Regions from separate parts of the Mus musculus genome. Here regions 1, 2, 3 and 4 are each linked to region 5. Evidence: chromatin loops called from intact Hi-C (ENCODE). Cell type or tissue: gastrocnemius. All regions are shown on one strand.

Region 1 (5,000 bases), 180 kb after region 5:
AGCAACTCGTGCACAAAAGTTTCACAGCAATGGCAATATCTTACCGTAAAACCAATTCTCAATGGTATCACCCATCTACCTTAAATAAGCTGCTCTAGAAATATAAGACGGCAAAAACACATGGCAGGAAGTTGATTGGTGGCAGATACTGCCTGGGCTCTAACATAAGACCTTAGGGTGTTGCATATGGCATGGAGGAGACTCCGCTCTTATCCTTGGATGCTCTTTTTTTTAAAAACAAAACAAAGCAAACAAACAAACAAAGCTGACTTTTGAGAGGCCAGGTTTTGTTCTAGATTATATTAGTCAAGGATTTAACCCCTCCCCCAATTCCATTTTTGTTCTTTATTGCCTGTCTATGCAACTTTGTGTTTTCCTGTTAATGTTAAATAATACATAGTTACAATCTTGATGCTTTCAGAGTAAGATATTCTAGGCTTTTTCAAAACACATTCCTCATTCTACAAACAAGGAGACAAGGGGCAATATTGTCGCATTTTTTTTTCCAGTTACTATAGAGCTTCTGAGAATCATTCCATTTATTTTAAAAATGTAGCCAAGAGAGCAATGAATTACAATCTTGGCAGCTGTGATGTCCAGCCTTTAAGGGTTACTCATAGCTATAAAGTGACTACACACTATTTCCTGCCTTACTTAGGGTCTTGAAACACAGTTTCTCGTTTTCCTTTTCTTCCTCCACCCATCTTCCATTCCCCCATAGTGAGAAGATGATAACTTCTCACATCTGACTTAATCACCACCACCACCACCCCCAATCGGTGTTGAGCTGTCAAGCTTTTTCCTACATGCCCAAAGTAGGGTCTCAGTGCCAATGTAGCCAATGCTGGTTCTGTCAGCTTGGCTAATGGCATCTGATACTGTGTTACAAAGTTTAACCTTTCCACTGTTCAGTCAGAGGCTTTTGACCTATCAAGCCTTACATACATGCCTCGTACCTTCTACAAATCTATGGGAGAACAAACTCTTCAGATCCCAATAAGAACACAAAGCCCATGATCCGATCCTGTAACATTGTCTCTCTTTATGCCTGAAAACTATCTTGCCTCTTTTTTTATAGTCATCAAATGAGGCTCGTTCACTGTGACGACGAGAGAAAATTATAAAAATCAGGCCAGCAAAGATTTCCACAGGGAAAGGCACTAATTGTTGATGAGCAGAGTGAAGCAATGAGAAGCAAGATCTTAACTGGAGTCGTGTTAAACTTTTTTAAGAATTTCTTTGTTTTATGTGTATGCCTATGTGCCTGAATGCATGTGTGTGTACCACCCACAGACACCAGAGAAGGTTGTCTGGTCCCTGGAACTAGAACCATAGGCACTTATGAACTGCTGTTTGGGTGCTGGGAACCCAACCAAGTACTGTGGGAGTGTAGCCAGCGTTCTTAGCCACTGAACCCTCTCTCTGCCTCCCAATTAAACTTTCTGCTGAAAGTGTCTAGTTATAAGCTAGGTCGTTTCATTTTAAGTCAGTCAAAAGTAAGACCAACCTCTGTGTGTGTGTGTGTGTGTGTGTGTGTGTGTGTGTGTGTGTGAACTCTATTCATTCAGCTCCAGGCTTAGAATTCAGTAAAGTTTCTTCTACCTTTTGTGGTGGTTGTTGTTGTTGTTGTTTGCATCAAACACTTCTAAAGAGGAAAAAACTGGAGAGGAGAAATTCTGACTGCTCTCATATGGTTCCTCAGCTATGGTTAAACTGACTAGCAGTTTCTTTCCCGGCACACTCTGGCTCTCCCCTGTATGCATGTGGACACAGAACTCTCCTGCAGAAAGAGCTCTCCCCAGCTTCTCCTGTCAGGACTCCCAGACTCTTGTTTCTGTTGTTGTTTGGTTTGGGTATTTTGGTTCTGTTTTTTAAAACCAGTCTCTCTGGTTATTTCTCTCAGAAATAATGTTCCGCTAGCCCTGTGGTAGACTTCTCTCTTGTTTTCTTCTTAAATTGAGACCGTTTCACATCTGACTACTTACTATAAGCCTTTATAAGCACTTACTAGAAGTTTCCACTATATTCCCATGGATCAGCAGCTTATACTGGGTCTTTGCAAGGCCACCTGCATCCTGTGTAGTGATTCCTGGCAGCGGCTTCAATATGACTAGCGCTTTGCAGTTGTTTAGTGGTGTTTAAAAACTGGGGGAAGTAGACAAATTAAAGGAGCGTGGCAGGGAGTTCAGGTTGTCTCTTTGGGTCTTTTCTGTAAAAGCCTTTGATGTCCCCATCCCATGTTGGTCCACAGGGTCTTTATTGACCTTTAGTGTCAAAATATGATCCAAAAGTTTGTTTTTCTTTGGAAACGTTTTATCTAATTAATTCCGTTGTAATGAGGCTAGTATTTTATACCCAGCGGCCCATACTTAACTTGAAATGGTGTGTTTCAAATACACAGCTGCAGGTAGCACAGCTATCTTTTTCTTTCTTTTCTTTTCTTTTTTCTTTTTTTCTTTCTTTTTTTTTTTTTTTTTTCAAATTAAACCTAGTTGCTGCTGGCTTTAGGAAAGCCAAAAACTCTTTCTCTAACTTTCATGACCTCAAAAGGTTCCTATGCCAGGGCTTGTTCGACCTCTCCTGTCTTCTGTGTCCCTCTCCTCTTTCAGCTCTGGGGTTGGGGGGCTTAGTCAGCCCCAGGCGCTTCCAATTCTCTATCAGCTTTAAGCGCAGCTTGAAGGAACTCCTCAGCTGCTGGTACAGCCTCGCGGTCGCGTTCGGCCGGGACACGCCCAATACTTTCTCCTTGTCCTATGATTGGCTCACGAGGTCACATGAGAGCCCCGAAGGGTTGGAATTCTGACTTGTGGCTTTTGGCACTCCTTTTTCTTTTTTAAAAATCGCTGGGTCTGTGGCTCTCTCCTGGGGCTCCATTGACTGAGGCTGGAGACAGCTGCGAAGAGCCACCGGCAGCTGAGGTGGCAGTGGAAACTCTCCCGAGATGTTCAGCCAGGTGCCCAGGACGCCGGCTGCAGGCTGCTACTATCTAAACCCCTTGACACCTGAGAGCCAGGAGATGTACTTGCGATTTGATCAGACTGCCAGACGCTCTCCCTACAGGATGAGCCGGATCCTAGCACGCCATCACCTAGTGACTAAAATCCAGCAAGGTGAGTTGCGGGCACTGCCAAGGTGCCGCTTATTTCTGTTGGCTCTGTCTTGTGCTGCTTACAAAGTTATTGTTTGCGCTGTACACCGCACGGATTCTTATGCCACGCTGCGTGGAACTCTTTCAGATAACTTTAGACTTCGGTTCTAAGCAGTCTGTCACAGCACCGAGCGCCTCATAACTAACGAAAATATCCCCAGTAGAACGTGAATCATGAATTCCTAATCCTCTGTGTGTCAACAGAGCAAATGAGAAAGGTTTACTCAGTGTGTGTCTTGGGGAGCTTTTCTGCAGGTAAACTCATACTGTGGTCATATTTAAAAGTGGACACTTGTTTGTTTAATTAGTGAGAGAGCTGGCGACTAATGGCCCAGCGTTTATAGTACATCTTCATTGAAGGAAAACAGTAAGAATCTAAGCTTAAGGCCATTGGACTGACAACTTGAATTACAGTCTCTTCCTGTCAGTGTGCTTGTGTGCATAGTCACCACTGATTTGTTGACACCGTTTTCTTGCTAAAGGATAAATGTGACTCTTCACCTCAAAACAGAGCCTATGACTACACACACTTAGGAGCACTGGTTTCCTAAGGCAGGTTGACAGTACTGATTACAGGCTGCTAAGTGATCCTTTTCTATTCTCAAGGGAAAACATTAAAAACTCTTGTACCTCAAACATTAATAAAACTCATGGATTTTTTTTTTAAGGCTTAAAGCTTATGACATGCCCTGTGTGGTACAAATTTGAAGATACCCATTTAAGAGACAGACACATCCATCCACAGTCAGTAAATAGTCACCTAGCTCTTAACTACAAACCTAACTAAACTATTACATTGGCCCTACCAGGAATTTTCAAGAGCTATTATGAAAATACCGTTCCCAGTTAGATAAATGAATTTGAGATTATATTGAATTTTAGAGGGGAAGTTAAAGTCTGTAATCTTAAAAGATCTCACTGTAATGTCTCCAAAAGGAACAATACACATTCTAGCAGCGACATTTAATGAGATTGTTTCCTTGGAAATGGGCATTTGTTTGCGAAGGTTCAGGAACTGGCTATGTGTGAAGGATACTGGCGCGGCATACCAGTATGATTGCAGGAAGGATATTAAGTCACTCCATGAACTCTGTGTGCAAGTCTCACTTGAATGGAAACAAAAGTATTCCCTGTGGCTCGATTTAAAAATACATTCAGTTGAGAATAAGAACCAGCTCCATCTTCTATTGAGAAACTACTTACAATGGGAGTGTATTGGGCATTAGGTATATAATCCTATGGACACTGGAAGTTTCCAATCTTCTTTATATGTATTGTTAGTCATTGACATGTTCCTTTGGGATAATGGTTGTTTTGGGTGAATTACCATTCTTGGTGAAAGTGGGTCATTCTTATATATGGACACCGTATTTCTGTGTTTTATTTTTTTCATACTTAGAAAATGTGAGGAGGTTCCTTGGTTTTTTTTTTTGTTTGTTTGTTTGTTTTTGTTTTTGTTTTTTTTGGTTGTTTGTTTTGTTTTTAATGGGGTAATGGAATGATTGGAGCCAATGAATTCCTAAACATTAAAAGCTACAGGTAGGAAACAGGAAAGAATCCTACCTCTAGTGATCCAGAACTCATGATGGGTGAATATCGCACAATGTTTAGTGAGCAGGTACAAAGTGATTTTATTGGATATACTATATTGATAGGTTGGTGTGGTCTCACAGCCCAGGATGCTAAAATTTGCAACATATCAGGCTGTGAGAATTATGAATGCTAATTTATTTTTCTCTCAGAAAAAGTGCTTATAGTTAGGTGCCGCTTTAGATCCATTGTAAAGATGAGAAAACAGAGGCAGATCCCTATAGGAGGACTGGCATTTGAACACAAATCCTGAAACTTGTGC
Region 2 (5,000 bases), 460 kb after region 5:
CAGCTCATCTCCTATCACCAGGACTACTGACTACTGACTCTCTCTCAAGCACAGACACGGGACCCAGCTGATGCTCAGCTGTGAATGGGGTGCTGTGATTCCCCTGACTTCTTCCTCTCCATCCACACTGAACACTGCCCAGTGTTCTCCAGCACTTGACATCATGTGACCCTTTGCCTTCCTTCTAACCTCTTACCCTTCCCACCCTATCCCTACCCTCTCTATGCAAGTAAATCTCAACCCCTAAACTTGTAATTATTCCTGGACCTGGTGAGACAGTCACATAGAGACATGTTTAGTACTAACACTCCCAGATTTAGCCCCCCCCCCAATTAAGTCTGTTCTTAAGTGACAAACCACACTCACTAGGCTTGCTGGAGATATCAAATTTGATAGATACAGAGTAAGGTCCAATCTGAGAGAACAGCAAACATTCACAGAGTGACTGAGTTGCCAGCATGTCTTCCCAGTTTGTCTCCTTTGATCCTCATGGCTTGTGGAGGTGAGAGAGTACACAACCATGGTCTTTTTTTTTTCTTTTTTTTTTTTTAAGATTTATTTATTATATGTAAATACACTGTAGCTGTCTTCAGACACACCAGAAGAGGGCATCAGATCTCATTACAGATGGTTGTGAGCCACCATGTGGTTGCTGGGATTTGAACTTAGGACCTTTGGAAGAGCAGTTAATGCTCTTAACCACTGAGCCATCTCTCCAGCCCAGCTGTGGTCTTTCTAATATAGGGAAGCCTGTACTATTTGTTTGCTTTCCTAGGGCTACACATGAGGAAGGGAAGGGTGCTAGGGCCACACACCTCTAAGATGACTGCTGTCTTCAAACCATGACTTAATATTAGTCCTGTCATTATGGAAACCAGTGCAGTCACCAAGAATATGAAGAACAAATTTCCATGTGATCCAGCAATTCCCAGTCCCAAAGGAAAATAACTCAGTACATCAAAGGGCAGTTTCACTCCCATATTTATTGAAGCTTTGTTCTCAACAGCCAGGATAACAGTCCATCAACAGATGAGTTAAGAAATGCAGAATGCAGACACAGCCGGGTGGTGGTGGTGTACGCCTTTAATCCCAGCACTTGGGAGCAGGCAGATTTCTGAGTTCGAGGCCAGCCTGGTCTACAGAGTGAGTTCCAGGACAGCCAGGGCTACACGGAGAAACCCTGTCTCAAAAAACCAAAAAAAAAAGAAAAGAGAAGAGAAGAGAAGAGAAGAGAAGAGAAGAGAAGAGAAGAGAAGAGAAAATGCAGACACCATGGAACAGTCTCTTTAAAAGAAGGCAATTGTACAACTAGAGAGATGGCTCAGTGGCTAAGAGCACTGGCTTTTGCAGAGATAAAGGTTCAATTCCCAGCACCCACATGGTAAATTATAACCATCTGTAACTCCAGATCCAGGGGATCTGACACCTCTTCGGGCCTTTGTAGGCTGCACCATGTGGTGCCCACACATTCAGAAAAACACCCATTCACATAAGATAAAAATAAAAAGAGAGAACACAGTTTTGCCCTTTGTAAAAAATGTGGACTAGCATGAGGGATGTTAGAGTGAATAGAAAACCCAGGTGGAGAAGAATAAGTACCGTCTGGTCTTATTATACAGGGCTCTGAACATGGTAAGCTCAGAGAAGCAGCGAGTGCTGGGGTGTTGCCAGCAGTAGAGGGAGGAATGTATGCAGTACAGAGTACAAAATTTCAGTTATTCAGGAGGCATGAGCATATTGAAATGTTCTATAGGATGGTCACTGTAATAAATAGTAAGCTGCATGTCCTTGGGGACTCTTCATCTCCTCAAAAAAAAAAAAAAAAAAAAAAAAAAAAAAAAGAAGGGAACCTCAAGAGTCACTAAAGGGCCTTTTAAATTGTCCTTTTTTAATACCTAAAATATTGTAATATTTAAACTAAAAACATTTCTGCATGTTATAAAACACTACCCAAATGCTTTCTAAATTCAAAGTTAAAGCTAATATTAAAAGAATCCAGGCTAATTGAAATGTAGGTAGTAATGCTTTCTAGAACATTGACTGAACACTGAGTACTCTTCTAAAACCTGGGGACAGCTAGCAAGCAAGATGATGAGACTCCTACCCAACGAGCAGAGCTTTCTAACAGGCCAAATCCTTTCTGGAGGAGTCTGTATACATCCTCAAATCTGTGGTGGTCATGAATCTATCATTAGGGAAGTGATATCTTGATATAGCTTATCCCTAGGTTAAGACACATACACATACAGAGAGAGAGAGAGAGAGAGAGAGAGAGAGAGAGAGAAAGAAAGAGAGAGAGGCACAATTTCTCTAAACACCAGAAACTTTTTTTTTTTTTTTTTTTTTTTTTTTTGGTTTTTCAAGACAGGGTTTCTCTGTATAGCCCTGGCTGTCCTGGAACTCACTCTGTAGACCAGGGTAGACTCAAACTCAGAAATCCGCCTGCCCCTGTCTCCCGAGTACTGGGATTAAAGGCGCACGCCACCACGCCTAGCTCAGAAACATTTTTAATGTATTATTTTTTATCACTTCTTTGTATTTCTAGATGCAAAGAAATGTCAAAAGAAGGTAGATCAAAGGAAACCTGTAAGCTTTCTAGGCAACATATTCAGGGATTTGATTGAGAATCTTCCCCACAGGCTCAGATGTTTAAACACATGGCCTCCAGTAGGTGGCGATATTTGAGGAGGTCTGTTGCCTTTTTAGAGGAAGTATGCTGCTGAAGGACTTCCAGGCGACTCTCTCTGCTTTGTGCTTATGATTGAAGTGCTTCCTGCTCCTGCCAGCACACTTGCTACCACAGCTCATGCCACAATGGACTCATCCTCTGGAACCATGAGTCCAACAAACTCTTTGCTTCTGCAAATCTCCCTGGTTGTGGGATTTTTATCACAGCAGCCGAAAAACAACCAATACCATCTGCTAAGGACATACCTGACACAAGCCACCTCTGCCTCAATCTATCTTCAGAGATTCACAAAGACGCCTACTTTGTCATGACACTGAAAATAACATGTGACCATTTCTAACATACCCAGCATGCACCACACACACACACACACACACACACACACACACACACACACACACAGCAGCAGCAGCAGCAGCAGCAGCCTCTGAAACCCTTAGCATTTATCTTCACCTCTCTTCACCTGTTACTGTTCAATTCCATTTGATTTTTTACTCCTCACAGAGCCTTAGGTTGCCTTTCTGTCTGTCTTCCCTGAATTTCACAATTGCTTCCAATTTAATATCCACTAGGAATTTAATTAGAGTTCTGTTAGCAGCTACCTTTTCTAGACCATTAATGAGGCTCTTAGATCAAATGTAATAAAGTCCCTGGAGCAGACATCAGACTTTGCTATTAATCATTGTTTGCTTCCCTTTGTCTGTGCTCAGACTCAGTGTGTATGACCACTCCCATCAACTACCTCACTGGGAAAATAAAAATCAGTAGAGTGGCCTCAGAAAGCTGTGGGGAGGACTCTGGGAGTTTCTGGACCATGGTGTCAAGGCTTACTTCAAGCCTGATTTCTACTAGGGAGAAAAAAAGAATAGCTGGCATCAATAGGGAACTTTCCAGAGAACAAAGAAAGATGTCCAATAATGCAAATCAATAAGCCTGGTGGGATAAATTTAAACATCATTCTGATCATATATACCATCTGCAAATAAGGAGGGATTCATGGACCTTATATTCCAATTTCTTTTTTTCTTTTTTCTTTTTTTTTTTTTTTTTGGTTCTTCGAGACAGGGTTTCCCTGTATAGCCCTGGCTGTCTGTCCTGGAACTCACTTTGTAGACCAGGCTGGCCTTGAACTCAGAAATCTGCCTGCCTCTGCCTCCTGAGTGCTGGGATTCTAACTCTATTCAAAGATCCTCTGCAGCCTTAATACTCAGAATATGGTTGCCTAGAAGTCTGTTAGAAAAACGGAATCTGGGTTCCTACCCAAGTATTTACATCTTAATATGACCATATGTGTGTGTGTGTGTGTGTGTGTATGTATATATGTATGTGTATATATATAAATAAATTTAAGAGTCATTAATCTAGCTGATCTGAGAATTAGTAAGTAAACAAACCCATAGTGTATGTGTGTGTGTATGTGTTAAGTGTGTATGTATGTATGTGTGTGTATGTATATATATGTGCATGTGCATGTGTGTGCATATTGTGTGTATGTGTGTCCATATGTGTGTGTGTATGTCTGCATATGTATGTATTGTGTGTATGTGCGCATGTGTGTATATATATATATATATATGTGTGTGTGTGTGTGTGTGTGTGTGTGTGTGTGTATGTATATATTGTGTGTATGTATATGTGTTTATTCATGTGTGTTCGTGTATGAGTCTGTATAAGTGTGTATGTATGTGTGTATATGTGTATGTATGTCTATGTTGTATGTTGTGTTTGTGTGTGTGTGTATATGTATGTGTATGTGTGTTTGTAGAGGGCGTACATGCATGCACATGTGTAAGAGGTGGAGAGGTACCCAGGTACTAGAGCATTCAAATCTCATAAGCACAATAGCTTTTTAAGAGATTGTTCTAGAAATACAGGGCGAGCTCTCACCTCTCTCATTGAATCTTGACAGGATCCTCTCAGTTCTTCATTGTGCCCCCTTCCTGATCTTTAGGTCACTTGGCTTCCCACTCATTCTCTACGTGGGTACTGGAAAGCCACGTAGAGAAGGGTTGAGATTTAATCTCATTGAAACCCAGGTTCTGCAAGAATAGATGTTTGCACCACAGCCAGGGCCTGCATGTGGAGGTTTCTTACACATAGACCAGGCATCCCAGGGCTTGTGAGTTCAACTTTCACTGAAGGTCATAGCATACTTGGGGCTCACCTGGGTCTCTAGTTTCTGCACAGCTGTCTGAAAATCAGACAGCTGCATGTTCTCCTGAGTCTGCTGCAGGGATGTTCCGATGAGCAGAGTCTCCTCTGTTCCTCAGTGTTTTCCAGATTGGTCCCTGCAGGATGCCCAACCACAGAT
Region 3 (5,000 bases), 320 kb before region 5:
GGAGTAGGGTGAAGGGGGAGGGGATAGGGGATTTTGAAGAGGAAACTAGGAAAGTGGATAGCATTTGAAATGTAAATAAAGAAAATATCTAGTAAAAATAAATAGATAAATAAGTAAATAAATAGCCACAGGTAGCTATAAATATCTTAGAAGAGATGGATAATTACAGGACAATTTGTCTTATCTAGGTGGTTAATTTATATCAATATCAGTTGGCTCTGAGTTAATTGTGTGGGTGTGTTTTGTGGGGTGAGAATTTATCAATATAAATCTGACATAAAAAAAGAAGAAAAAGAAGTATTGTTAGAAAAAATATCACTACAAAGGGAAAGGAGAAATTAATCAAATCATCAATGTAGTAAATGTGGTTTAACACAATAGGAGAACAAGGATTGGGTTCTGTTAGATAGCCCTGGTCTGCCTTCATCAAGTCCTACTGCGGCCTTATGAAGAAGTGAAGATGATACTGTGTGCAGATCCAGGGCCCTTACTGAAAGGTTAAGAATGAAGTAGAACAGAGGTCCATGCAAGTATGAGCTCAACTCCTTTTTACATTTTAATATTTTAATTCATCTATCAAAATAGTGTTTTGTGTGTGTGTGTGTGTGTGTGTGTGTGTGTGTGTGAATCCAGAGGACAACTTGCAAACAGGAGTTAATCTTTCCTTTTATCATGTTGGGAATTGAACTAAGGTCATCAGTGTTGGGAGCAAGTACCTTTACCCACTGAGATATCTCGCCAGCCCTTTGCCTTCTTCCTTATCGCAACTACGGAATTCTATGTGTGTGACTTGGTTATTTTAGGTAAAGGACTCTGAAGACTTCATGGTGAAATTAGGAAATTTCCTCAATACTTATGGCCTGAGAAATTATTAATTTTTTGTTTGTTATTTGCTTACATTATATTTGATGGTTAGAGGTGTTTTGACTGCATGTATGCCTCTGCATTACATGCAAGAATGTTGCAAGCAGAGGCCAGAGCAGGGTTTCAGATCCCCTGGGAATGGAGTTATAGATGATTCTGAGCTAACATGCAGATACTCGGGGAATCAAACCCAGGTCATGCAGAAGAGCAGCCAGTACTCTTGATCATGGAGACATCTCTCCAGCCTTTGTTTTTGATTTTATCATTTTTTTATTCGTGTGTGTGTGTGTGTGTGTGTGTGTGTTACCCGTAAAGGCTAGAAGATACCCATAGAGGTTAGAAGGTGGCATAAGATCCCCTGTAACTAAAGTTACAGGTAGTAAGCCACCCAAATGTGGATGTTAGGAAAGGAACTTTAGTCCTCTTACTGTGGAGCCATCTCTCCAGACTCAGTCTAAGAAATTCTTTACCCAAATGTTCTTACCTGAAAAAAGAAGCAAGAGTATGGGACCATGACAGGTAGCAGTCAAATATATGATGGTATATATATGTATATATATATATAAACATATATATTTATATATAATATATGTAACATATATATAATTCTGTCTTCTCTTTCATTAACATCCAACCTCTTCCATTTGTTTGTGGCCATTTCTGTTCTGGTCCAGGAACAAATAAATTTCATAGAAGCAAGAAGCTTCTCTCAGAAGCACCCAACACACTGCTGAAAGCTAAGGCAATCTTTCCTCCCAGCTGCCTGTGACACACCGGATCCAGCTGCCATCTCAATGCGAGAACGGCTTTAACTATTTTCTTTCATGTCGCTGTTCTGTTAATCTTTTACTACGTAGGTTGATTTTGCTTAAGGAAACATTGCCTATGGTTGAAAGTCAACACAGTCAAGAGAAAAGTAAATGGATTATCAGCCCTAAGTGTGCACATGTGTGCCTACACACGAATACAAACACACTAAGCCCTGCACAAAACACAGCTGATGTTTCTGGAGCAGCTCCTTGGCCTTTGCAAGCAGTTCCTGAGCCTGCGGTGGGCAGTAGAGGGCAGCAGTGACCCACCATTTCAAAGTTCCTCCTCCAAGGGGCACAGCACTGAAAACTCCAAGATAGGGCATACCACTTTCTTTTTTTGAGGCGGGGGTGGGTGGGTGGGTGGGGGTGGGGGTTGTGGGGGGTGTGGGGAGCAAAGGTTTGGAGGAAAACCTGTTGGCTTTATACATTTTTTTCCTTCAGGCGCCACGGACTGAAACAGGAAACTGAGGAGGTCGAATGAACCACTAGATGGCAGTGTTTCTGACAGACATTCCCACGTGCTTGAAGTGCAGCTCTATGAAAGTAAAGGTAAAAAAATAAGAAGGCAGTGAGAGGAACTTGCTGGAACACTCCTTTAATTCTGCCGCTTGGGAGGTAGAGACAGGCGGAGATCTGTGAGTTCGAGGCCAGCTGGATTCCAGGACTGCCAGGGCTGTGACTCAGAGAAACCAAAGAGTACGAAATATTTATCAAGGGCTTCTTATGTGCAAAGCAACGTGGAATTTTATCTTTCTATGCTCGTATCAACATGATGAGTTAGGCAAGAACAGAGGTTTAAAATACGTAAATTACTACATAAACTACGAACCCAGGTATACATTTACCACGTGGGCCATCCTCTCACTCCTGTTTTGCTCTATAGTTAAGTTACAGTATAGTCCTCATTTTGAAGAAGGGAAAAATGAGGCCACAAAAACTTGTATAACTTGTTCACGGTCACACAAGGCTATTAATGCCAAGACTCCTGTCAGACCACAGCAAGTTGGTCTTTTTCTGAAACCTAACGCTCTTACCTCCATATATATAGATTCATATGCAGCTAGAGACACGAGTTCCAGGGGAGGGGGGGTATTGGTTAGTTCATATTGTTGTTCCACCTGTAGGATTGCAGATCCCTTCAGCTCCTTGGGTACTTTCTCTAGCTCCTCCATTGGGGGCCCTGTGATCCATCCAATAGCTGACTGTGAGCATCCACTTCTGTGTTTGCCAGGCTCCAGCATAGTTTCACAGGAGACAGCCATATCTGGGTCCTTTCAGCAAAATCTTCCTAGTGTATGTGTATTAGTCAGGGTTCTCTAGAGTCACAGAACTTATGGATAATTTCTAAATAGTAAAGGAATTTATTGATGACTTACAGTCGGCAGCCCAATTCCCAACAATGGTTCAGTCGCAGCTGTGAATGGAAGTCCAAGGATCTAGCAGTTACTCAGTCTCACGCAGCAAGCAGGCGAAGGAGCAAGAGCAAGAGCTAGACTCCCTTCTTCCAATGTCCTTATATTGTCTCCAGCAAAAGGTGTAGCCCAGATTAAAGGTGTGTTCCACCACACCTTTAATCCCAGATGAAAGGCATAGCCCAGATTAAAGGTGTGTTCCTTAACTCGGAGATTCAATCTTCTGGAATCCATAGCCACTATGGCTCAAGATCTTCAAACCAAGATCCAGATAAGGATCTCCAAGCCTCCAGATAAGGGTCACTGGTGAGCCTTCCAATTCCGGATTGTAGTTCATTCCAAATATTGTCAAGTTGACAACCAGGAATAGCCACTACAATCCACCCCTTGTCAACTTGACACAAATAATATCTCATGTTCACATGAAACAATAACAAGGTTGTAAATACGCCTAACATGATATAACTATCCCTCGTACAATCGCAAACGTATTAGTAAATTTACAATGGGCATTCATATTACTTTATAATCCTCGTTTCTGCAACTGGTTACGTGGCCTTAATTGGTATTTATAACTACCTTCCTCTACTACCCATTCTGTATTTCCTTCACCTTCAGCCAGCACCTCAGCAGGTCTTGGCTCTTTTCCTGGAGGATTGACCCATACCTTCATTCCTGATGGGTCTGCGTCCTTTGTCATCCTGCTTGGATTAGGCTGTTGTAGTTTCCCATTGACTTTAATCACAGGACATGGTAGTACTAAGAGACGCCCTAAGGGATCTCCTGCACTCCAGACATAATCTTGCTTACCACCATTGTGAAGAGGTAATCCAATTTCCCCATGGTAATCTGGATCTATCACCCCTCCTAACACTGTTATTCCTTTTTTAGCCTGTTGGTTTAAGGGCATTAGAAGCCCAAAATGACCAGGGGGAAGTCTGAGCTTCCAGTTCAATGAAATGTTTGTTGTAGCTCCTGGTAGGAGCACTCCCCTCTCTGGAGCCAAAACTTCTAAGCCAGCAGAACCTAGAGTTATGGGGACAGGAAGCAAAAATTTTCCTAGAGGGTCACTAGGAGTGATAGTAAGTGGAACTATTCCGTTTTCCACCCCTTGATTCCTGGACCCATGAATCCTGGCTATGGGTGAAACTGTACCATATATCGAGCGCTGATTCAAAGCATATACTGCCTTCTGAAGAACTCTGCCCCAGCCTTCCAAGCTGTTACCACCTAATTGGCGCTGTAACTGCGTCTTCAAAAGGCCATTCCATCTTTCTATCAGCCCAGCTGCTTCAGGATGATGGGGAATGTGGTAAGACCAGTGAATTCCATGATCGTGAGCCCACTGTCGTACTTCTCTGGCTGTGAAATGAGTTCCTTGGTCAGAAGCAATACTGTGTGGAATACCATGACGATAGATAAGGCATTCTGTCAGTCCGTGAATGGTGGTTTTAGCAGAGGCATTACGTGCAGGAAAGGCAAATCCATAACCAGAATAAGTATCTACTCCAGTAAGAACAAAACGCTGTCCTTTCCACGAAGGAAGTGGTCCAATGTAGTCAACCTGCCACCAGGTTGCTGGCTGGTCACCCCGAGGAATGGTGCCATATCTGGGGCTCAGTGTTGGTTTCTGCTGTTGGCAAATCTGGCAATCAGCAGCAGCTGTAGCCAGGTCAGCTTTGGTGAGTGGAAGCCCATGTTGCTGAGCCCAAGCATAACCTCCATCTCGACCACCATGGCCACTTTGTTCATGTGCCCATTGAGCAATGACAGGGATGGCTGGGGAGAGAGGCTGATTGTCCACAGAACGGGTCATCTTATCCACTTGATTATTGAACTCCTCCTCGGCTGAAGTCACCTTTTGGTGAGCATTTACATGGGACACAAATATCTTCACATCCTTTGCCCATTT
Region 4 (5,000 bases), 550 kb after region 5:
GGCATGCAATGTGCAGATAGTCCGGGGATTAAGTAACGTAAAGAACTGAAGTATTAGAAGAAAATAGGAAAATATTTTCAATATCTTATAATAAACATGAAACACAGAAGCCAAATGAAAGAGGCAGGCACATTAGAGGAGTTCACAGCGACAGGACTCTAAGCTGGGCTGGGTGTTGCCGAGTCACACTGAGAGACCAGAGGGTGACTAAAGCAGGGAGATCTCAAACTCAAGACTGCTGAGAAAACAGTTAATTCAGGGCCAATCTAGACAATGTAGTACTTGTTTGTTTGTTTGTTTTTCTCAAGATAGAGTAAAAAATAGGGGTGGTTGATTGGGAATGTGGTTCAGTGGTAGACCACTCACTTAATTTAGCATGCAGACTGTGTTTGATCTCCAACATCTCAAGCAAATTAAAAAGTAACATTTCTATAGCATGTAACAGAAGGGAAAAAAAAGTTCTATGCCAGAAGAAAACTTAGTATGTAAAGACTCTCAGGAAGACGATACGCTAACACAGCATCTATATAAACTCAAACCATACTGTCCTTTAAATAAAAGAGGAAATGGAGAACCACAAGGCATGGTGGTCTGGATTAGCAGGCCCCCATAGGCTCATAGGTTTCAATGTTTGGTCCCAGTTGGTACAACTGCCTGAGAAGGACTAGGAGGGAGGGGTGGCCTTGTTGGTGGTATGACGTCACTGGCAACAGGCCTTGAGGTTCATGAGCCTACATCCCTCTCAGGTCTCTCCTCGTGGACTAGATGTAAGCTCTCTCAGCTTCTGCTTCCAGCACCATCCCTGCCTGCTTGCTGCCACGCTTCCTGACACAATGACCATGGACTCACCCCCTGAAACTTGTTCTTCTGTAAGATGCCTTAGTCAGTCATGGTATCTCTTCACAGAAAAGTAAGACACAAGGTATGACTGACTAAATTCAAAACACATCCTCAAAAAAACCTCAGTGATTTAAAAAAAATAAAAGACTTGGGGAAAGTCACAAACAGGAAATAAATGTATCACAGAAAAATAATTTTTAAAGAAGTGACAACCCTGAACAATGCTGTTCCATTTTAATGATAAATGAATGAACAAACAAGTATCTGCACCACAGAATTAGCAAAACACAAACAGTGCTAGGCATTTATTTATTTATTTATTTATTTATTTATTTATTTATTTATAAACAGGGTTTCTCTGTGTAGCCCTGGCTGTCGTGGAACTCACTCTGTAGACCAGGCTGGCCTTGAACTCAGAAATCCACCTGTCTCTGCCTCCCAAGTGCTGGGATTAACGGCGTGCGCTACCACTGCCTGGCTGTGCTAGGCTTTTTCTAAAGCAATTTGGACACATATAATTCCTTCAAGGACTCTCCTCATGCTCCTGTATAGGACCAGCACAAGAGGCATGGGGGAACACAGAGCTGATACACAGCTGCAATAGTTAACATCCTCAGAAGAGCGACAATAATCATGGCCTTCCCAAGCAGTGCCAAGTAGTTTCTACGAAGGACAAGGCACACTGGTCTGCTGGCAGAAACCACTTTTACAGAGTACGAAGGAAAAGTAGGTCAGGCATGGCCCAGGACACACGCTGTTTAATCCCGACACTCGGAAGGCAGATGCAGGCAGATCTCTGAATTACACAGAGTTTCTTGAAAAACAATCAAAAAAATTAAACAACAACGAGAAAGGGGGTGGGTACTGGGTATGGCTTAGCTTAAAAAAAAACCCCACAGGTATCAATAAAAACATCAAAATTTTCATCTCTGGCATTATTTTCCTATTTCCCTCTGAGTTGCCTCTAAGTTATTTAAAGTTTAACTGGCTCCCCAAGACACACAGCATTTGCCATCTGAATACTGGGGAACTCGGTCCTAGCAATTTCTATTTGTAAAGAGCTTCCGAGGACAAGTGTTGAAGCAGGTAAGCTGCTTTGAATATGATAGCTATCTAATTGCACTGCAGTTTTGTTCCATCACAACAAAACCTCTCTATAACGTTCTTCAGCTCCATGCTGTTCTTCTGCTTTTAGAAGCTGCCACCATTCCTTCTGCCAGCTTTAGTTTCAAACTCCCCACCCCCACCTCCACAATGTTCTGCCAAACCACTTTTCCAAGTAAATTATTCTACTGCACAAACTTGCTTCAGCCAAACTGGTCTCCATTCCCCAAAGAACAGAGCCCCTAATGTTCAGATGCCATGTGTAAGATGTCAAAAGTCCTCATCATGCACGTGTCTCCTTGCATGGTCTGTGGCTGGTGGCACTGTTCTGGAATCTTTGGGAGAAGGGGCCTACCTAGAAAACAGGACTCAGGGTGAGGGTGGAAGAGAGGTTTATAGTAAAGCTCTGCTTCCTCTACTGCCCAAACATGGGGTCCTAGCTGAATGCTCTACTGTCAGGGAGCCACATCCCCTGCTGTGATGGCCTTGGATCCTCTTGAACTGCGAGCCAGAACACCAAACCAAACCCCTTTCGTCCTTACATTGCTTTCATCAGATATCCTGTCACAGAAATGAGATGCTACCAATACAGATGACTGGTGTCAAGAAATAGGGCCACTGCTTCGTAAACCTGACAATGTAGTTCTTAGCCTCTTAGAAATGGTCCTGAGCAGGCGGATTTCTGAGTTCAAGGCCAGCCTGGTCTACAAAGTGAGTTCCAGGACAGCCAGGGCTACACAGAGAAACCCTCTCTTGACCCCTCCCCCCCCCCCCCCCACCAAAAAAAGAAATGGTCCTCAGGAGAAATGTTGAAGAGCTGTAGGCTAGAGAAACCCAAACATGCAAATAGGTCGTTTCAGTGAAGCTTTAAAGAATTAGCACGACAACTAAACAGCAGAGCAGAGGGTCCACCTCAGGAGGGCGGAACGGCCCTTTCATGGGAGTCGAATATCAGATGTCCTGCATGTCAGATATTTACATTATGATTCTCGTAACAGTAGCAAAAACTAGTTATGAAGTAGCAACAAAAATAATTTCATGGCTGGGATCACCACACATGAGGGCATTAAAGGGTGCCAGCATTAGGAAGGCTGAGAACCAGTGCTCTACAGGAACTGAGCTAGAGAACATTACATATTCATTGCAGCAAAGTATCTGGCTGCATTCTGCTTCTGCCCTGTAATTCTGACTGATGCGGAGTTAAAAAACCATAGACTGAGCTGTTTGGCAGAAGAAATTCTAAGAGAGTAACAGCCGGCCTATGGTGTGGTTACTGATCATTATTCTTATGAACTACAGGGAGAACACAAAGATATAAAAACTGTAATTTGCAAGGGAAAGGTTTACGGCCACTGCTAAGGTTGTAGATGAGGCAGACACTTAACAATGGAGCTGTAACTAATGCCATTAAAGAAAAAACGGCCCACTGTGCACTTGGTAAAGGCCCCATCCATCAAAGGCGCCAGCCTTCCCCATTGGAAAACTGCCTATGCTTAGCTAGGCAGGCGCACAGAGAGGAACTCGGCTGCATTTGAAGGAGCAGAACTTGTTGTATGGCAGTGTGTAGGTTAAGAATGAGTGAAGAGGTTGTGGAAGCCTGGGCCAAGGTCTTATGAAGCCACTGAGGGCAGGCATCATGTGGAAGGATCTGATTTTGGCAAGGAAGCCAAGGGGTCTAGAGAAGTCTCAGCTACAGTGGAGACCCCAACAACAGAAGCATTCAGAGGAGAACAACGGGCCTCAAGTGGAGATGACCCAAGAGAGGCCAAGTGAGCTACAGGCGAGAGTGGGGAGCTACCACAGCCTGTAAGAGCACAATGCTCCCACCTGATGTGGGGATGAGGAATTGTAGTTTGGTATTTCATCTGGTGTATCTTGGTCTTATTTTGGTCTTTTTCTTGCTGTCCCACGTCTCCTTTTTGGAATGCTGCCTTATTCTGCCCCCCTCATATGTTGCATGCATGCTAACTTGGATTTTCATTTCCTAAGGAAGGACTCAGTCAAGAGACTGCCCTGATTCTCAGAAGAGACTTTGAATTTTTGATCAAGATTGGAACTGTAAGACTATGGGGACTTCGGAAGTTAGATTGTACACTTTTTGTATTAGGAGAGGACCATAAACCTCAGCAGGCATAGGTAGTATGTTGTGGTTTGGCCAGAGTCTCATGTTTGACTAACTGGCCCCCAGCTGTTTGTGTGGTTTTGGGAAGCAGTGACCTTCAGGAGGTGAGGTCTAGTTAGAGGGTCTGGCTCTCTGGGAGCCAAAGGGCCTTGAAAATCAATTGCCCAGACTGCTTCCTGTCCCACTATGGTATCTCTGAAGTGGGAAGGAGTCTCAGATGCTTGCTTCCCTGACTTCCTCACTCCAATGTAGGTAGATGTTTACATCCAAAATAAACTCTTTCTGTCTACATTGCTTTTGTTAGATATTGTTAAAGTAACAACAACAAAAAAAGGAACCAATGCACCATGCACCACTGGGTGCTGGTGGTATTCCCATGGTTTTTATAGAGGCTGTGTATGTGCATCCATGGGGAAGGGCGAGCTGAAAACAGAATGAATATAGCTAAAGCAGCGTTAACTCTGATCTTCCACCTCCTAAGAAGTCTGGCATCTTACACAAGCAGCCTGGTTCAAGGAAGTTGTATTAATCTAACCCAAGTCTGAAGGACTGGTCAAGATTATGACCTCAGATTGTATCTACTGTGTGGCCACTGGGCTCAGCAACTCAAGTACTGGTTTCTTTACTTGAAAAAATGTTTCTCATAGTTAACAGTTGTAACATCATAGGAAACCATGTAGGAAAACTGGTAGTAGCCTATCCAAAATAAGCCAATATTTTAGCCATTCTCTCAACACAGGTTTGTGACATAACATGAGACTCATACAGTCACTGTGAGAGACTTAGTCAACTAATGCTTGTTAATTAGTATCTGATATAGTGGAGCAAGAACATGGCTCTGAAGAAAAGCAAATGCAATCAAACCTTCTCTCATCACTTTAAGACTAAGTCTAGAATATAATGATCACTCATCTGCTCCTCACATAACCAAGAG
Region 5 (5,000 bases):
TTCAAAGAAAGCCTGATGAAGAAGTCCTAATTTCTGTGTCAAATATCACCAAACAATATTGAAAGTAAATTTCAGTATCATTTCATATAATGCCTACTGACAAAATTACCCTGAATAAATGGTGATGTTAATAGCCATAGTAAATAAATATTCACTAACAACTATAATAAAGGACTCAAAATACAGCAAGTAATGTTAATGAACATGTATGTGCTCCATTTTTACAAGACTGGTTTAAAATGAAAAGGATGTGTGCTTTGTTTCATTAGTATGAATAGTTATTTGAAAATAGGTTAAGCCCCACGCTCTCCCCTGCTACCTCCCTCTGACCCTTTAAATGGCGACTCATTCAGGTTAGTGAGGAAAGAAGAGAGAGAGAGGGAAGGAGGGATCTCTGAATCTGAATTTTCCTCTATTTTGTTAGTAAAAACAATGGAGTTAGAACAGCCAATTTTGTTTTATCATTAGTTTATGTATATGCGTTTTTTGACTGCATATATGTCTGTATGCCATGTGCATGCCTGGTGCCATTGGAGACCAGACTTAGCCAAGCCATCTCTCTAGTGCCTTGTAATGGAAGTCTGAGTCATTATAAAAATACTATTTCACTTATCTTCACAGTTAGATACACTAACTTGTAATTAAAGGTAATACAGTCTTTATAGTACTCACTCACACTTCAGTAAACAATCTAACCTTTTTAGTACTAGAAAATCACTTTTAGGAGCAACATAGCTATGAACACGACAAGCCTATCTAGGAATATCTGTATTTCTATTGGGGACAAAGGGAATGGTTACAGAGAGCAATGCATTTTACTGATGGTTAGGGTCAAATGCCATTGTCAAACTCAGAATACAAAAACTTATTTACGCGCGCGCACATACACGCGCACACACACAAACAGAAAGCATTAAAGCATTCTGTACATTTTAAATGACACAGTAGGGGTAAAGGGCAATGACTTAGTGAAAAGAAGAAACTATAAAGAAGTTACAAAAGGAAAGGGATTTTTAAAATGTTACCTTCCTGGGTGTAAAAATTTAAATGTCTGTTGAAGTGATTTTTTGAGTTACTATTTTCAAGAAACTCTGAAGAACAGAGATGACATAATTGAGAAATTTTGTATACCTGGTGTTACAGCACCCTCTACAACAGAGTATATTATATGAACTTGCTTCCCGAATGTGTGACTGTACAAACTTTATGGTTTTAGCGCTTAGTTTGCTCCCTTGGCACCTGCTAGAAAGGCTACTAATCTGTCGGGTTAATGTGTCAAAACAGCAATAACAGCGAAGAGCTCTCCTGAACTCTTTAAACTATTCCAACTGTGGGCCTTAGTCACCTAGCTCTCCTTCCATATCACCTCTCCCAGTTCTAAACTCTAGTGAACTGGCCTCTTAAAAGCCTTCTGAACTCAAATGCATGCACAGGTAGGGAAAATACTGCTGTAGTGGGGGAGAAAGGTCCAGAGACAAGTGACCGCAGATCTCTGACTTCTAAGGGACATCTCACTGGCTCGCACTGTGCATCTTGATACACAATAACTCACAATAGCTAACAGTGCTCCAAGTGTATTACATCTGGACTTTTTTAAACATGAATTCTTTTAAGAGGAAAGTTATGTTCACTTTCTAGCTCTGGTGGAAACTCGTTTTCCCTTATCTAAAGGAAATACGGCATAACAGCCACAGCGTTAATTTCACAGTTCTGAGATGAACCTGGTGAGACTGTCTTGTTTTAAAAACCTATTATCATTCTTCTAATGTTTAATCCCCGATACTGCTCGTTTTCGCAACACCCCAGCTTAACAGACGTAATGGAGCAAAAGCTTTTCTCCAACACAGGCTAACGAAAGGCTACAAAGTAAAGCCTCCTCTCTGCAAAGCGGGACATGGAGGACCTCGGTCCACGCCGAGTGAAGAACCGAAGCACAGTGCCCAGAAAGGAGGAAACAAAAAAGGAGAGCCAGTGGGGCAGGAACTGTGTCGCCAGGACTTGAAAAGACGGGAAAAGGCCGGTTTCCTCCCGCGTGAGGTCCGTTCCCGCTCCAGACTCCAACCATTTCCGCTCAGGGTAACCGCAAAACCCTTCCCGCGCGGGAACTCGGTGGAGGAGGAGTCTTGGGTCCCGCCCTTCTGGCGGAGCGCATAAAGCCTACCCCGGCCGCCGCGGTGTCTCTGGAATGTTCTGAAGGGAGGAAGCGCGCCCCTCCGCAGTCCGGGGAACACTCGGCGCCAGATGGCGCTACCGCACCGAGAGCCAGAACCTGCGCCTCAAGGGAGCTGGGCTGAGACACCACCGGAAGTGAGGGCTCCGCGAGCCTCCTGGCCCGGATATCCAGCCTTCTAGCGTGTTCCCGCGCGGGGGCGGAGCTACAACCGGAACCGGACTGCGAACGCGGGGCCTCGTGGCGGAAGAGCCAGGAGGGGCCTTGGAGGCGGTAACTTCCGCTGCGCGCGCCTGGTCTGGGCGTGCACGCGAGGGGCGGGGCCTCCGCGCGGGCGCGCGAGCGCTTGCGTACTAGGAGGGCGTTGTTGCGGGAGGCATGTGCTGATTTCTCCATCTTTGATCGCTTGCAGGCCTCGCCGGGCGGACATTAAACTGGTGTCTTAGCAGGTTTTTGTCTGTTTTGTTGCTTCCCTCTCACAGGAGTTGGTTTCTGGCTGTAAATTCAGTTTCTGGAAATCTCTGGAACGTTAGCGATGTACAAGGTAGTCTCGAGCTGCTTTCTCGCCATTGATTCCCAGCCAGTGTCAGTCCTTGCATCGTTACCCACTCGAGGCTACCCGTGACAGCTAATGGCATCTAAGGATTTGGAAAGGCTTATATTACGGACTTTTAAAGCGCTTAATTTGAGCTTTACCCTTTATTTTTGTCAGGATATTGGCACTCTGCATTCTGCGGTGTGGCTTTGCACAGAACCGTTTGTTGAGGGTTTGAACGCTGCCAGGGGAAAACTCCGCCCCTTTCCCACGTTGGCTGTGTCTGATCCAAACCCATTTTTAAGTAGCTGGACAGTACTTTACCCTGGTACATGGGCTTTGTTTTTATTTTAGTTGTATCGTGAGGACTATGAACTTGTATTGCAGAAAGTATTAGTGTCCACCTTTAAATATACATAACACTTTCGGCTGAAAGACAGTTTCCCAAAGCTCCCGAGTTTCCCAGGAATGTCTTCAGCTTTTGGTAGATGCTTTTAGGAATTTCAGAGGTCCTTGCTGTCAAAGATTTAAATAAAGTCAAACATAAAAAAGTAACAAAACATGCACGCTCGCACACACACTCACAAACACACAATTTTGTGTTGGCCAGTTACTTCTGGGCATGGGGCCTTCCCAGAAGTGTGGTTGATACTCCATAGGGGAAAATTGATTTTACCTTTCCCAGTATTATCAGTTATCAGTTGTACATGCCTTTTGGTTAGGAATGGAACTTTGTAATCTCTAACCCCTAGTTTGTACTGTTTTTTTTTTTTTCCCCCTTGCTTGAACCTGTTGTGAATGAAAACTCCTGGGGGTGGGGGGCCGGGTGTGGCAGAGACTGATTAGAATTTTAGTGCTGTAGCAAAATTGGAATGTTGCAGGTCCAGAGTTTAACTACCTTATCTTAGTCTAGTTTTAGTCTCCTATGTACTCCAACTGCCATTCCTTAGTCAGCTTTGTGTCAGAACTAAAATCCCATGAGAGATTTTTAAAAAGAATGAAATCTGTTGGCTGATACTAGCTTCTACCAACCTAAAAAACAAGAAAGTCATCAGATGAGACCTGTAAGAAAACCTGCCCCATCTTCCTGAATTGCCTTTATGGTATTCCCACAGATGTGTTTTACATGTCTCGATTCATTATTTTCTCTGTTCTGTAAAACTAAAACTGCTTCCATGTAGGAGCATAAAATTTGTGTTCCTGGGCCATGGTCACTAAAAATGGATCCTAAATAGACTATCTTTTATTCCCTTTAAGATGAGCACTCTTTTCTGCTTTGACTCTGTAGGTAATGTGTGTGTTGTCACAGTCTCTGTGAGTTTATACACATATCAGCCTTGGTGTGTCTGCATGATGCTATTTTTTTTTAAATGCTCTTTAAAGTGAGCTAATGGAGTAGAAACGTTAAGGTAGAAATTGCACAGGTGTGGCATCATGAGTGGAGAAAAGTGGATGATCTGCTGTAGGCAAATGAGAACCTGGTAACTCTGCCTTCATTTTCTATGCCTGTATCTTCCTCCTCCTCCTCCTCCTTACCATCATCATCATCATCATACTCATTCTCATCCTCCTGTCCTTTTTTTCCTGCGAGTCAGACTCCTGCTTAACTCTACAATAACATGCTACTCTGGCACCCAAGGAGAATCTGCTTACCCTGTCTCACTATTTTCATTTGAATGGTGCCATGTTACATTTATGTAAGGGCCAAGTAGAAAATATGGGCAGCATTGTAGGTCACTCAGAATAGGTCAGAAATAGGAAAAGGTTGAGACCGTATGCCCGAGGGAAGCTATACTCGATTTTCAAAATCTTCATTACGTGGAGACTACCCCTGATAGATCTGAAGAGAGATTGACTTGACCTCATGTCAGTGGTCTCCTAGAACCCATATAATTTCCAGCTTTCTGCACTTCACACTTTAATTCAATAAACCTTGACAATGCATGGCTCTGTTAAATGCTAAACATGACCCTAAAGGGCTAGGATGAAAAGCATTGGGGAAGTGACTTGCCCTAAATTAACTTGTCCATTTTATCAAAAACTATCCCAAGCATATCCTCCATAACTTTGTCATCCATATTATTCATGTATTCGACTTGGTAGTGTTTGTCCTCTTGCTAATATTTATTTCATGCTGAAATAATTTTTTGAAACCTAAAGTAAAGTCTACTATCATAGAACAAAATGAAATTTGATTGTTTAACCCACAGCAAAACATAATAGGAAGAAGCTCCAAGATAGCATCTTCATGGGCAATTACATTATTGACAAACTAGAGCTGTGTAATGTGCAGTT

What was found. A loop is a pair of places that touch in the nucleus more often than their neighbours do. Peaks named below come from ENCODE experiments on the same cell type or tissue, not always from the same donor. Only the 100,000 strongest peaks of a DNase experiment are listed, where the experiment ranks them.
Region 1: it touches region 5 in a loop (2.0-fold over the local background); 7 of 42 quality-filtered maps call a loop at or near these places.
Region 2: a loop joins it to region 5, with 2.1 times the contacts of the local background. A loop is called at or near these places in 2 of 42 quality-filtered maps.
Region 3: a loop joins it to region 5, with 4 times the contacts of the local background. A loop is called at or near these places in 5 of 42 quality-filtered maps.
Region 4: it touches region 5 in a loop (2.2-fold over the local background); 2 of 42 quality-filtered maps call a loop at or near these places.

The regions. Positions count from the first base shown.
Region 1 is chr5:151,188,036-151,193,035 of GRCm38, reverse strand. It overlaps Stard13 (StAR-related lipid transfer (START) domain containing 13), which reads left to right and starts at 2,843. Exons shown (of 14, transcript NM_146258.2): 1 at 2,843-3,110. The coding sequence starts at 2,942. In gastrocnemius, no CTCF peak of the experiment used is centred here; DNase peaks (open chromatin) are centred at 2,744 and 3,034; H3K4me3 peaks cover 3,148 bases; H3K27ac peaks cover 3,347 bases.
Region 2 is chr5:150,907,214-150,912,213 of GRCm38, reverse strand. No RefSeq gene overlaps it. Among named protein-coding and RNA genes, the nearest start is that of Kl, 43 kb to the left of the region's middle. In gastrocnemius, a CTCF peak has its summit at 2,677 (motif pointing right); no DNase peak of the experiment used is centred here; H3K27ac peaks cover 505 bases.
Region 3 is chr5:151,683,961-151,688,960 of GRCm38, reverse strand. No RefSeq gene overlaps it. Among named protein-coding and RNA genes, the nearest start is that of Gm24242, 14 kb to the left of the region's middle. In gastrocnemius, CTCF peaks have their summits at 1,929 (motif pointing right) and 2,158 (motif pointing right); DNase peaks (open chromatin) are centred at 1,934 and 2,159; H3K4me3 peaks cover 550 bases.
Region 4 is chr5:150,812,652-150,817,651 of GRCm38, reverse strand. Gm36447 (a long non-coding RNA gene) reads right to left here and starts at 2,691. Exons shown (of 4, transcript XR_377280.3): 1 at 1-2,691. In gastrocnemius, no CTCF peak of the experiment used is centred here; a DNase peak (open chromatin) is centred at 2,391.
Region 5 is chr5:151,366,018-151,371,017 of GRCm38, reverse strand. It overlaps 1700028E10Rik (RIKEN cDNA 1700028E10 gene), which reads right to left and starts at 2,343. Exons shown (of 4, transcript NR_045700.1): 1 at 2,162-2,343. It also overlaps a transcript of Stard13 not described here. In gastrocnemius, a CTCF peak has its summit at 2,236 (motif pointing right); DNase peaks (open chromatin) are centred at 1,505, 2,333, 2,921 and 3,299; H3K4me3 peaks cover 2,567 bases; H3K27ac peaks cover 2,928 bases.